Linked DNA regions of Mus musculus: region 2 is linked to region 1. A link is a loop called in an ENCODE intact Hi-C map of the cell type or tissue named here. Cell type or tissue: left cerebral cortex. All regions are shown on one strand. Links, peaks and the distances in the headings refer to the core of each region. The heading gives the core; the rest is flanking DNA. Region 1 overlaps Specc1 (sperm antigen with calponin homology and coiled-coil domains 1). Region 2 overlaps Specc1 (sperm antigen with calponin homology and coiled-coil domains 1).

What was found. Peaks named below come from ENCODE experiments on the same cell type or tissue, not always from the same donor. Only the 100,000 strongest peaks of a DNase experiment are listed, where the experiment ranks them.
Region 2: it touches region 1 in a loop (2.1-fold over the local background); 12 of 42 quality-filtered maps call a loop at or near these places.

The regions. Positions count from the first base shown.
Region 1 is chr11:62,063,425-62,068,807 of GRCm38, forward strand. All of the region lies in intron 3 of Specc1 (sperm antigen with calponin homology and coiled-coil domains 1), which reads left to right. Among named protein-coding and RNA genes, the nearest start is that of Gm39988, 16 kb to the left of the region's middle. In left cerebral cortex, for the core only: no CTCF peak of the experiment used is centred there; a DNase peak (open chromatin) is centred at 2,223.
Region 2 is chr11:62,115,209-62,120,591 of GRCm38, forward strand. It overlaps Specc1 (sperm antigen with calponin homology and coiled-coil domains 1), which reads left to right. Exons shown (of 15, transcript NM_001281818.1): 4 at 2,492-4,074. Among named protein-coding and RNA genes, the nearest start is that of Gm39985, 28 kb to the right of the region's middle. In left cerebral cortex, for the core only: no CTCF peak of the experiment used is centred there; no DNase peak of the experiment used is centred there.

The DNA of each region.
Region 1 (5,383 bases), core at 97-5,096:
CAACCAAAGCTTGACTCGGGCAAAGGGTAGTTGGGGGCACACATGTGTGAGAGATGCTCTGAATACAGTCAGATTTGAAAGAACACTGGGGAGCTCTTGCCCTCCATGTTTCTCTCATCCCTTTTCCCTGATTTTGGTGTCTCACTGAGTAGACCAGGCTGGCTTTGAACTCTCAGTCCTGAGGAGCCACAACTACAGTTGCATGTTACTACAGCTGGCTCTGCTGTTTTCATTGCAAACCACCCTAGCTCCTTTCAAGGACAACTTCCCAAGCCATTTCTTATATTCCCGCCAACCCCTGATTCCAGTCATTATCAGTTACCCAGTTTGGGGTCAGAGTCACAATGCTGAGAACCTTCTCTCCACGTGACCCTTCACACCATTGCTTAGCTTTGCCGAGAGCCTCCTCTTCTGTAAAGTGGATATAATCCCACTGTTACTAGACGTTATGACAAAAGGAAGTATTCTGTTGGCTCCTGCATCCACAGATTCTGCACCTGCAGATCTAACCAACTTCAAAAATATTTGGAAAAAGCAAGGCATCTGCACTGAGCCTGTGTGGATCCTTTTTTCTTCGTGGTTCTCTAACCTACTTTTCAGTAACTATAAGGGTTACATGCAAAGACTGTGCCATCTCTTGTTCATGCACACATGCGTGTATATGTGTGTGGTGGGGCTGTATTGTGGGAGTGTTCACGCCCTCTTTTGTTCAAGCATGAATGTGTATGTGGGAGGGAGGTTGTAGTTAAGTGTGTGTGTGTGTGTGTGTGTGTGTGTGTGTGTGTGTGATTCAGCTAATCAGTGAACTTCAGAGATCTGTCTGTTCCATGCTCCTGCTCCAGAGCTGGGATCATAGACAAATGCCACCACCCTTGAATATCTACGTGGGCTCTGGGGATCTGACCTCAGGTCTTCATGCTTGCATCACGGGCATTGTGTCCACTGTGCCATCTCCCTGGCTGTGACACTTTATACAGGGAAGGCACAGTCAAGGCTTTTGTTGATTCAAGGTCTCAGAATCCAGCCCTCTGATACTGAGAGATGACTGCACCAGTAACAGAGAGCAGAACCCAAAATGTAGATATTTGTATAAACTGCAATCCCCTCCTCAACCATCTACATTAAAAAAAAAAATCCTTGCTTAGCAGTTACAGGAGAAAACAAGATCCAAACTTCAAAACCCCACATCTTAGAATCTGGAACATCTCACCCAGAATCCTCAGGATTTGCTTTCTTTCTTCTTTAAGTTTTTATTACTTTAGAGCTCTTTGAGGTTCAGAGCAATGTGGAAAGGACAGATTCCCCATGTGCCTCTCCTCACACACCCTCTCCACCATTATCAACACCCTACACAGTGGAGCTCTGGTTACAGCAAGCCTGTACTGACATATTTATCACTCAAAGCTCATAACTTAGGTTGGGAATCAAATGTCCAACGATGTGTCTGTCATTGTCAGTATTGTACAAAGCTTTTCCTCTCTCCTAGAATCCTCTGTGGTCTGCCTGTTTGTTCCACTCCACTGCCTGGTGGTAACCAGTAGTTTACTTTCTGTTTCCAAAATGTTACCTTTCTAAGAATGTTGCACCGCTAGATCCACATTGCAGGCAGCCTGTTTGAATTGTCTCCTTTCACTTAGTAATATACATTTAAGATTGCTCCATGTAGCCAGGTACAGTGGTGCGTGCCTATAATCCCAGCACTCAGGCAGAAGCAGATAGGTTTCTATGAGTTTCATTTTAGTGGCTTTTAAATAAGTGTTGCAGTTTTCCTCTTAACCCAGCTAGCTCCCAAATAATTGAGACTGGAAATTTATATTTATTTAACAAGCTTTACGGACACAACAACTAGCCGGGTGTGGTGGCGCATGCCTTTAATCCCAGCACTTGGGAGGCAGAGGCAGGTAGATTTCTGAGTTCAGGGCCAGCTTGGTGTACAGAGTGAGTTCCAGGACAGCCAGGGCTACACAGAGAAACCCTGTTTCAAAAAACAAACAAATAAACAAACAAACAAAACATCATTTCCATTTCTTTAAGGTTGAGATACTTTGTCTCGTACCCTCTCTTGTGGAAGCCCTAGGGTTACAAGACAGACAAACTCTTCTCCTGATGAATAGAAGCCCTTGACTCATGCTTCAAATTGCTCCTCTAAGGCTGAAACTGATTTTTCTCCAACTGCTGGTTGAAAAGGACTCAAGGATGTTTGACACCCACATTCATCCACCCAGGCAGTCAGTATCTCCCCGTCATGTTCTAAGCTTTTCTCTGAGAGTTAGGACGGTAGCAATGAGTAGACAGTTGGAAGTCCCTGTTCTTGTGGATCACATGTCCTTTCCAAAGGTTCAAACTAAATTCAACATCCTCATTGCAGAGTCCCTTAATGACTCCCCTGGCATCTGGACTTATCCTAGTTGAAGTGACATTTTAGTCACTTAGATAAGTTCTGGAGTTATCAGCAGCAGCATATTTCCTTCCACGTGCAGTTGTCCTTAGCAGTTCCACGTGGCGGCCTGTTTCCTTTGGGTTTCACTGGCCATACCCACACAGGGCCCCCTAAAGCACAGCAGCTACCTCATCTCAGTCGCCACTGGTGCATACAGTCTATTCTTTGACCATGTGTAATTGGGGCCCATCTGGGGACAATTAATTGAAAAACAAAACTTGTTAAATCAAGAAAGAAAGAGAATGGAGGGAGTAAGACAGAAAATAAGAAAGGATGGCAGACTTTAAACATTATTTGCCATCAACTATTGACATGCGAGTTTATTTACTGATCTTTAGTTAGGATCAGGAATGTTGTTAGACTAGGCTTGCTAACTGAAGTTGCTTAACCTCTTTAGGCACACTCTATAATTTTCAGGTTCATGGCTTTTTGGTATTAAAGAGAAAAATTCAACAGCAGGATACATTGTTAAATGAATGCACCGATAACTGGTTCAATAGAAGTAGTTGCAATTCTCAGGGTGCTCATTAGATATTCTGGTTTGAATATTGGTTCTCTTAGTGTGCTTCAACCTTGAAAATATTTATTCACAAATGCATGTGCTGCCAAAGAGTGGTATGTTGACATTAGACATGATTGTAATGTGAGGGTATTTGTTTCTGGGAAGAGAAGCCCTGCAAAGGTCCAGGAAAGAGATGTGATCAAATTCTCTTCTAAGCTGAACATTAGATCTCAGCTCTGCATTCAAAGATTGACAGGGAATGTTTTTGTTGACTAAACATGGAGTCCCAGATGTTTTCCCAGAAATCTTGAAATCAGCTTCCATATTGTGTCAAATCAAAAAAAAAAAAAAAAAAAAACCAAGGGATACATATTTTATTTAGCCAGTGTGTAGAAATGCATACAAATCATTTGAGTTTGTCATACTTTAGTTTTATTTGGAAGGAATTATAATTTGAAATATTTTATTGAGAAGCTAGTTTTTTACCTTGATTTTTTTTTTACCTTGTTCTAACTCATCTACATGAGTAGCTAAATTCACTTAAATGATGAATCTGAAAATAAATGACAAATCTGTAAATGATAAATCAGTTTTTATTGTCAATTTTTGATACAATGTTGTTGTTGTTTATGGGAGAGTGAGAGGGCAGAGTCTCACCACGCAGAACTGGAGTGCCTGGAACCTCCTGTGTTGATTAGGCTGGCCTTAACTCGAACTCCAGCCTTCATCGTGTGCCACCATACTCAACTCCAAATTTTGTTTTTGATTCCCTAAATGACTTGTAAGAGGTCACAATTCATAACATTTCACCAGCATGTGACTTTAATTTGCCCATATTCTGAAGAGAGATGATGTTGCTATAGTCTGCATCAGCACTTTTTTCAAAACTTGCTGGAATTGGCAATGAGTTCATGCCTTGGTCCTGAGGAAATTTAGTCTTGATGTACTATTCAGTGATATTTCATTATACATGAGTTTTAGGCGTGATAACATCGTCTTCTATTAATTTTACCAGCCATGGCTACATCCACTTAGGTCAGATATGTTGACAATGGTTAAAAAACATAATTTTACTACTTTATATAAAAATCTCTTAACTGACCTATACCTTTTGTTTTGTTTTGTGGTAGAGTTTCTCTGTAGCCCTGGCTGTCTGAAACTTTCTGTGTTGACCAGGCTGGCCTTGAACTCAGTGATATTTTAAAAAGATGTGTATATGGCATGTATATGTGAATACCCATGGGATCCAGAAAAATGTGCCAGATCCCTCGGAGTTGGCATTACAGGCCTTTGAAAGTTACCTGATGCGGTGTTAGGAAGTGAACTCAGGTCCTCTAGAAGAGCAGTACGTGCTCTTACATCGCTCCAGCCCACTTCAGTGCTATTGGATTTGTTCTGATACCCGTAATAAAAATGGATTTGCTTCATCAGTGCTGTCATGGACTGCCTTAAGCATAAATTTGAAGTTAATGGTTTTGTTCTCCAAACTTCTTTCCTATGGGTTCTTCCTTCTTCAGCTCACCTGGTTATAGTTTGGTGAGACAAACTGATTTTAGACCCCACCCATTCCCTTTTAGGGCATTTTATATCTGTTGCACTTTCCACATTGCTTAATAAGCTCACCACCCATAAGTGGTTTGGTGTAGTTTTAAAATTATTATTATTGTTATTAATTATTATTATTATTTGCCACTCAATATGTTACCATATAACTAGCTCTTATAACAGAATTTGTCTGTTTTATAATTAAAAACAGTGAGACGACACTAGAAGGCCTTCAGTTTTACTATTTTGTTTTTGTGACTATTATGTCCTTGTAATAAACATTAAAATCGGTAGCATTTATATATGCTGCCCTTTGAGTTTTCAAAACTTGTGCAAATTCTCAACGTATTAAGCAGAATGCCTTATAGTTTGCCTGGAGAAAAAAAAAACATCACCTGTTTATATTTTGTTGAACGATCTTCCTTTTCTTCTGGCGGCTTCTGTTTCCTTTGAGCCATGGTGGAGCCCGTACTTTACCGTTACTGATCATGCTTGGGGGATGATCTTGATGAAATATGATCGGTTGTGTCTATTTCAACTAGAAAGTGCTTCTCATTTCTCATCTCTACACTACTGCTGGCTGCTTGTACAGAAGGTTTTATGAGCCCACAGGGCTTTTTGATTGCTGTAGGTGCCAAATGCAGAAAAATAGGGGCTCTCCTTTGCTGTGGATAGCACATGCCAACAGGTAGCAGTGGTGTATGGCCATGGCTTTGAATGGTCCTTCGGCAGGGTCAACAGGGCCCCGTCTAGCTCAGCAGCCATTCCCTTGGTTCCAAGAGGTAGTACTTTTCTTCTCATCTACCTTTTATTTCTGGATGTTCTTTCTTTTATTGTTGGGTTAGGTCTTACAGCGTGAGAGGTCGGGCACTGGAGAAGGCATAGAATTTTACTCC
Region 2 (5,383 bases), core at 150-5,149, 52 kb after region 1:
GCATCTCTATATAGTAACGTGGCCGAGCTTCTGCAGGACTTCCCAGTGGCTGCTATTGCTGCCCATTGTCATTGCTGTGTTGAGGTCAGCTCCTGCTCCCTCTTTTGGCAGTCTTGGCCAGGTTGGACTCAGAATCTCTTAACACTAGACTGTGACCAGTCTAGGGTGCATTCTACACCCCCTTCCTATACTTTAGAGAGGGAGAAATAGATTATCTCCAGGATCCTTCCTGACTAGAGAGCAGGCTACAGGCCATACTCATCAGTCTTTTCAGTTTTTAAGTAAGTTTAAGTCCAGAGTTTTCATTTCTCTGTGATCCCTGTATGAACCCTTTTGTTTTGTTTTGCTTTTCCAGACAGGCTTTTTCCTTGTAGCTCTAGCTGTCCTGGAACTTGCTTTGTAGACCAGGCTGGCCCCAACTCACAGAAATTCACTTGCCTCTGCCTCCCAAGTGTTGGAATTAAAGGCATGCACCACCAACTCCCGGCTTCTGTGGAAGCTTTAAAATGTTTTTTACCTTAAAATGTATCTATAATATAGTAAAATCTTATCTATAATATAGTAAAATGAAAAAACCCCATACTTATATTTCTCATAATAATATTCTAAATTTTATATCATTTCCCTGTTTTACCAGTTTCTTTAAACCATCCTTATCCCATTTGTTCTTGTTTCTCTATGAATACAAAGGAACACACCAATTCTGTTTTTTTTCTTTGTTCTTATTTCTTTTTGTTTTGTTTTGTTTTGTTTTTGTTTGTTTTGTCTTGTTTTGTTTTGAGACAGTGTTTTTCTGTGTAGCCCTGGCTCCTGGATCTCACTTTGTATACCAGGCTTACCTTGAGGTAAGAGATCAGCCTGCATCTGCCTCCCAAGTACCAACTTTGTTTTCTAATTCCTCCTTAGAGGCTTCCCTCTCTATACCTGCTCTTCCTCATTGAAGGTGGAATCTAGGGCCCTAGATATACTGGAAAATATCAGCTATATCCCAAGCCCCCCCTTATCTCAAAGTTGCACTCAGTTAAAATATGTTATTGGGAAATGAAAATAAACTTGTATTTTATTTAGTTCTCAACATTATCTGTATAGCTGTATTAAGCTATAGGTTATAGATTCAGAGTAACCTATAGGAAATGTGTAAATCAGCTGCTGTAACTGCAAGTCCAGCAATAGGCCAAGCTCCAGGGTTGATATGATGCTATTAAGAAGTTGGTTTTCTTCTTTCTGTACCACAGATCAAGCCTTACCTTCCTCACAGGACAGCAGAGTGGTTGTCAGCTGTTGCTTTTCTCGCCATGCTAGTGATATTTAGCAGCCCACTCTTGCACTCTACTGCATTTTTTCTAGTATCTATAGATCTTTTTTTTAATTATATGAAAGTATATTTCATACAGAATATTTTGATCGTATTCTTTACCCTCTCCAGCTCTTCTTAGATCCCTCTCCAAACAATGAAACAAAACAAAACAAAAACAAAAGTGGAAATCATAATAGATAAGCAAAATTTTTAAAAAGTCAATAACTAAAGATAATGTGCATGAAAAAGTATGGAGTTTATTTTGTTTGGGCCACCTATTCATGGGCATGGAGCCTGTCCTGGAATGTGATTGACATGCCCTGTGACATTACATTGGAGAAAACTGCCATTTTTTCTTTCCCATTGCAAATAGTTTCTTGGTTAGGGGGTGGGACTTTGTGCCCACTTTTCTGTCTCAGTGCTGGGCTTTGGTCTGGTTTGAGTCTGTGCAGGACATATGTATGCTGTCACAGTCTCTGTGGGTTCATATGTCTATCAGTCCTGTTCTGTATGGAAACACCTTTTTCTTGGAGTTATCCACCACTTCGGGCTATTAAGATCTTTCTACCTCCTCTTCCACATACGTCTCAGCTTTGAAGGGAGGGGTTTGTTAAAGACATACCTTATAGGGCTGAGTGCTTCAAAGCTGCTCACTCTCTGGACACTGTCTAGCTGCAGAGCTCTGTTAATTACCACCCACTACAAGGAGAAGCTTCTCTGGGGAGAGCTAAGCAGTTCTCCATTCTGAGTCCCCAGCCTAGTGTGGCAACTTTGGGTTCCTGGTCGTGTCCATAGATCTTAATTCAGTTATGAGTTCTCAGGGGATAGGATTGCTCTGGATTGCTCTGGCTAAGAGTCTGGTTTCCTTAATACACAAGCCCATGGGAAGAGGTACAGAAACCCTATTCAAAACAGATTTTGAGCATGTCACTGCAGACACCCCATCTCAGCCCCTGTCAGCCGCTAGCAACCCTTTTAAGAGCTCCAAGGGCTCCCCTACTGGGAACTCCCCAAACAATTCAAATGAGTTGTCCTTGCCGCTCTTACTGAGAAGATACCTAGAGGAGGAAGAATTGGATGAAGAGTGACAGCCATAGCATCATCTATGCCATATATGGAAGACATTTGAGTTTCATTATAAAATTTTTTTTCTTTCTTTTTTGTTTCATTTTTTCTTTCATCTTTTGTCTTTAGGGACTATTCCAACAACTAAACGGACAGGCATTCCAGCTCCACGGGAGCTCTCAGTAACTATCTCCAGAGAGAGGTCTGTGCCACGTGGTCCCTCCAGCTCAAAGAAGTTAGGCTCCAGCCCAACTTCTTCCTGCAATCCCACTCCTACCAAGCATCTGAGGACCACCCCTGCAAAACCTAAGCAAGAGCATGAAGGTGCAGAGAAGGCTGTGCTCGAGTCCCAGGTACGAGAACTTCTGGCAGAAGCCAAAACCAAAGACAGTGAAATCAACAGGCTTCGAAGTGAACTAAAAAAATGCAAAGAGAGGTGGGCCCTGAGCACTGAGGATGCCAATGCTTCAGACCCAAGTGCAGAGGGAACAGCATCCCCAGAAAGTGATGCACAGCCTTTGATAAGAACCCTGGAGGAGAAGAACAAGACCTTTCAGAAAGAGCTTGCTGACCTAGAGGAAGAAAACAGGGCCTTGAAGGAGAAACTGACTTACCTTGAGCAGTCACCAAATTCAGAAGGGGCAGCAAGTCACACTGGTGACAGCAGCTGCCCAACATCTATAACCCACGAGTCCAGTTTTGGAAGCCCAGTTGGAAATGAGTTGTCTAGTGAAACAGATGAGTACAGAAGAACCACACATGGGAGTGCCTTGCGGACATCAGGGTCTTCAAGCAGTGATGTCACCAAAGCCTCTCTGTCACCGGACGCCTCAGATTTTGAGCATATCACTGCAGACACCCCGTCTCGGCCCCTGTCAGCCACTAGCAACCCTTTTAAGAGCTCCAAGGGCTCCCCTACTGGGAGCTCCCCAAACAATGCAAGTGAGCTGTCCTTGGCATCTCTCACGGAGAAGATACAGAAGATGGAGGAGAATCAGCACAGCACTGCAGAAGAGCTGCAGGCTACTCTGCAGGAATTATCAGACCAGCAGCAGATGGTGCAGGAACTGACAGCCGAGAACGAGAAGCTAGTGGATGAGAAGACCATTCTGGAGACCTCCTTCCACCAGCACCGAGAGAGGGCAGAACAGCTGAGTCAGGAAAATGAGAAGCTGATCAACCTTTTACAGGAGCGAGTGAAGAATGAGGAACCCAGTGCCCAGGGAGGGAAGGTCCTTGAGCTGGAGCAGAAGTGCACGGATATTCTCGAGAAGAGCCGCTTTGAAAGAGAGAAGCTGCTCAACATTCAGCAGCAGCTGACCTGTAGCCTACGGAAGGTTGAGGAAGAAAACCAAGGCGCTATAGACATGATTAAGCACCTGAAGGAAGAAAATGAGAAGCTGAATGGGTTCCTAGAACATGAGCGGTGTAATAATAGTGTGATGGCCAAAACTCTGGAGGAATGTCGAGTTACCTTGGAAGGCTTGAAAATGGAGAATGGGTCCTTGAAGGCTCTTTTGGAGGCTGATAAGCAAAAAGCCATAGAGGCCAGCAGTACTGTGGGGCAGACAGCAGAGAACTTCGAGGTTCAGGAGATGCTGAAAGTGGCTCGAGCTGAGAAAGATCAGTTGCAGCTGTCTTGCACAGAGCTCAGACAAGAATTGCTAAAGGCAAATGGTGAAATTAAACATGTTTCCAGCCTGCTAGCTAAGGTAAGAAGACAGTTCTCAACTAGTATTTGTTGACATTTCTCTTTGAGACCTTAACATTGTGAACCAAAGAGAATCAATTATTCAACTGTATTTGTGAATCTAAGCCTTCTGATTTGGAAATCTATTAGAATTTAGGCAGGTTAGCTCTGGGGATTCCAAATTTTAAAACAAAACAAAACACAAAACAACAACAACAAAAAAAACCCACCCAGATTTCTGTACAGATAGATAAAAAGATTAGTGGAAATACTGTAAATTACATCAGATGATATGGTGTAGTGATGAAGACCGTCAGGGGTGACCTGTGTCTTGGTGGTAGAATACTTTCATAGCCTCCTTGAGACTTTAGATTTGATCCCTAGCTCCACACAAAAATAGGATAAAATAAGATTTAGAACCATCCTGTATACATTGATGGACTTTTTGATACATTTAATACTTTGTGAGCATATTCTAGCACTGGCTTTTTAAAATGTTGCTTTCAATGCCAGCTAGTACTTATCATGCAACTATTTTATACTCACTAGTCCACTGTTATTGCTATGTGTGTATTATTGGTTGTTTATGTTCTTTCTTGTCTTAGAATATTAAAAGTAAATTTTTATATATCTCTGATTATTTCTTCAGGAGAAATTCCTAGACGTTGACTTAGTGAGTCAAAGAGTATAAACATTTTAAAGACTTTCAACACATTTAGCCAAACTGCCTGCCAGAAATAATATGCCAATTTGTTCCCACCAGTTCATGAGAGTACTTGCATCCTTGAGCCGTTGCCAAAACTTAGTACTAAATTATGTCATTCAAGTCTGTTAATCATTTCCTGAATTTTTTTTTAGCTTAGAGCCCAAGATTAAATAAGTGGTCATGGCTTTCATTTTTAAAATAACTCTTTGATTTGGCTGGAATGTTGTTGTGTGATACAGGATTATTGGTGGTCACTTTGTGATAGTCGTCTGCCTCACAGCATGCAGGCTGGCTCCTTACTCCTGTCTTTCCAGCTCTGGATCTGTGACTTGGGAAACTGCTGGGGGAGGGTGGGGGGAGGGTGAAAGCATCCTCCCCCTTTATTTGATGGTTGTCAGTGTTTCAAAAAAGCAGTTTATGTTGCGAGCATAAATGTGCAAGTACTGCAGCGCAAGCATTACCGGTGAAGTTCCGTAGGCCTGCAGAGGGGCTGCCTGCCGGGGCAAGTGCCTTACTGCTGGGAGACTTCAGAGAGGTCCCAAGAACACATAGTTCTGGCTGCTGAGGACTGATCAACAGTGCCTAGATGCTGTGCTGCTGACACTCAGGGCATACCTTACACTAA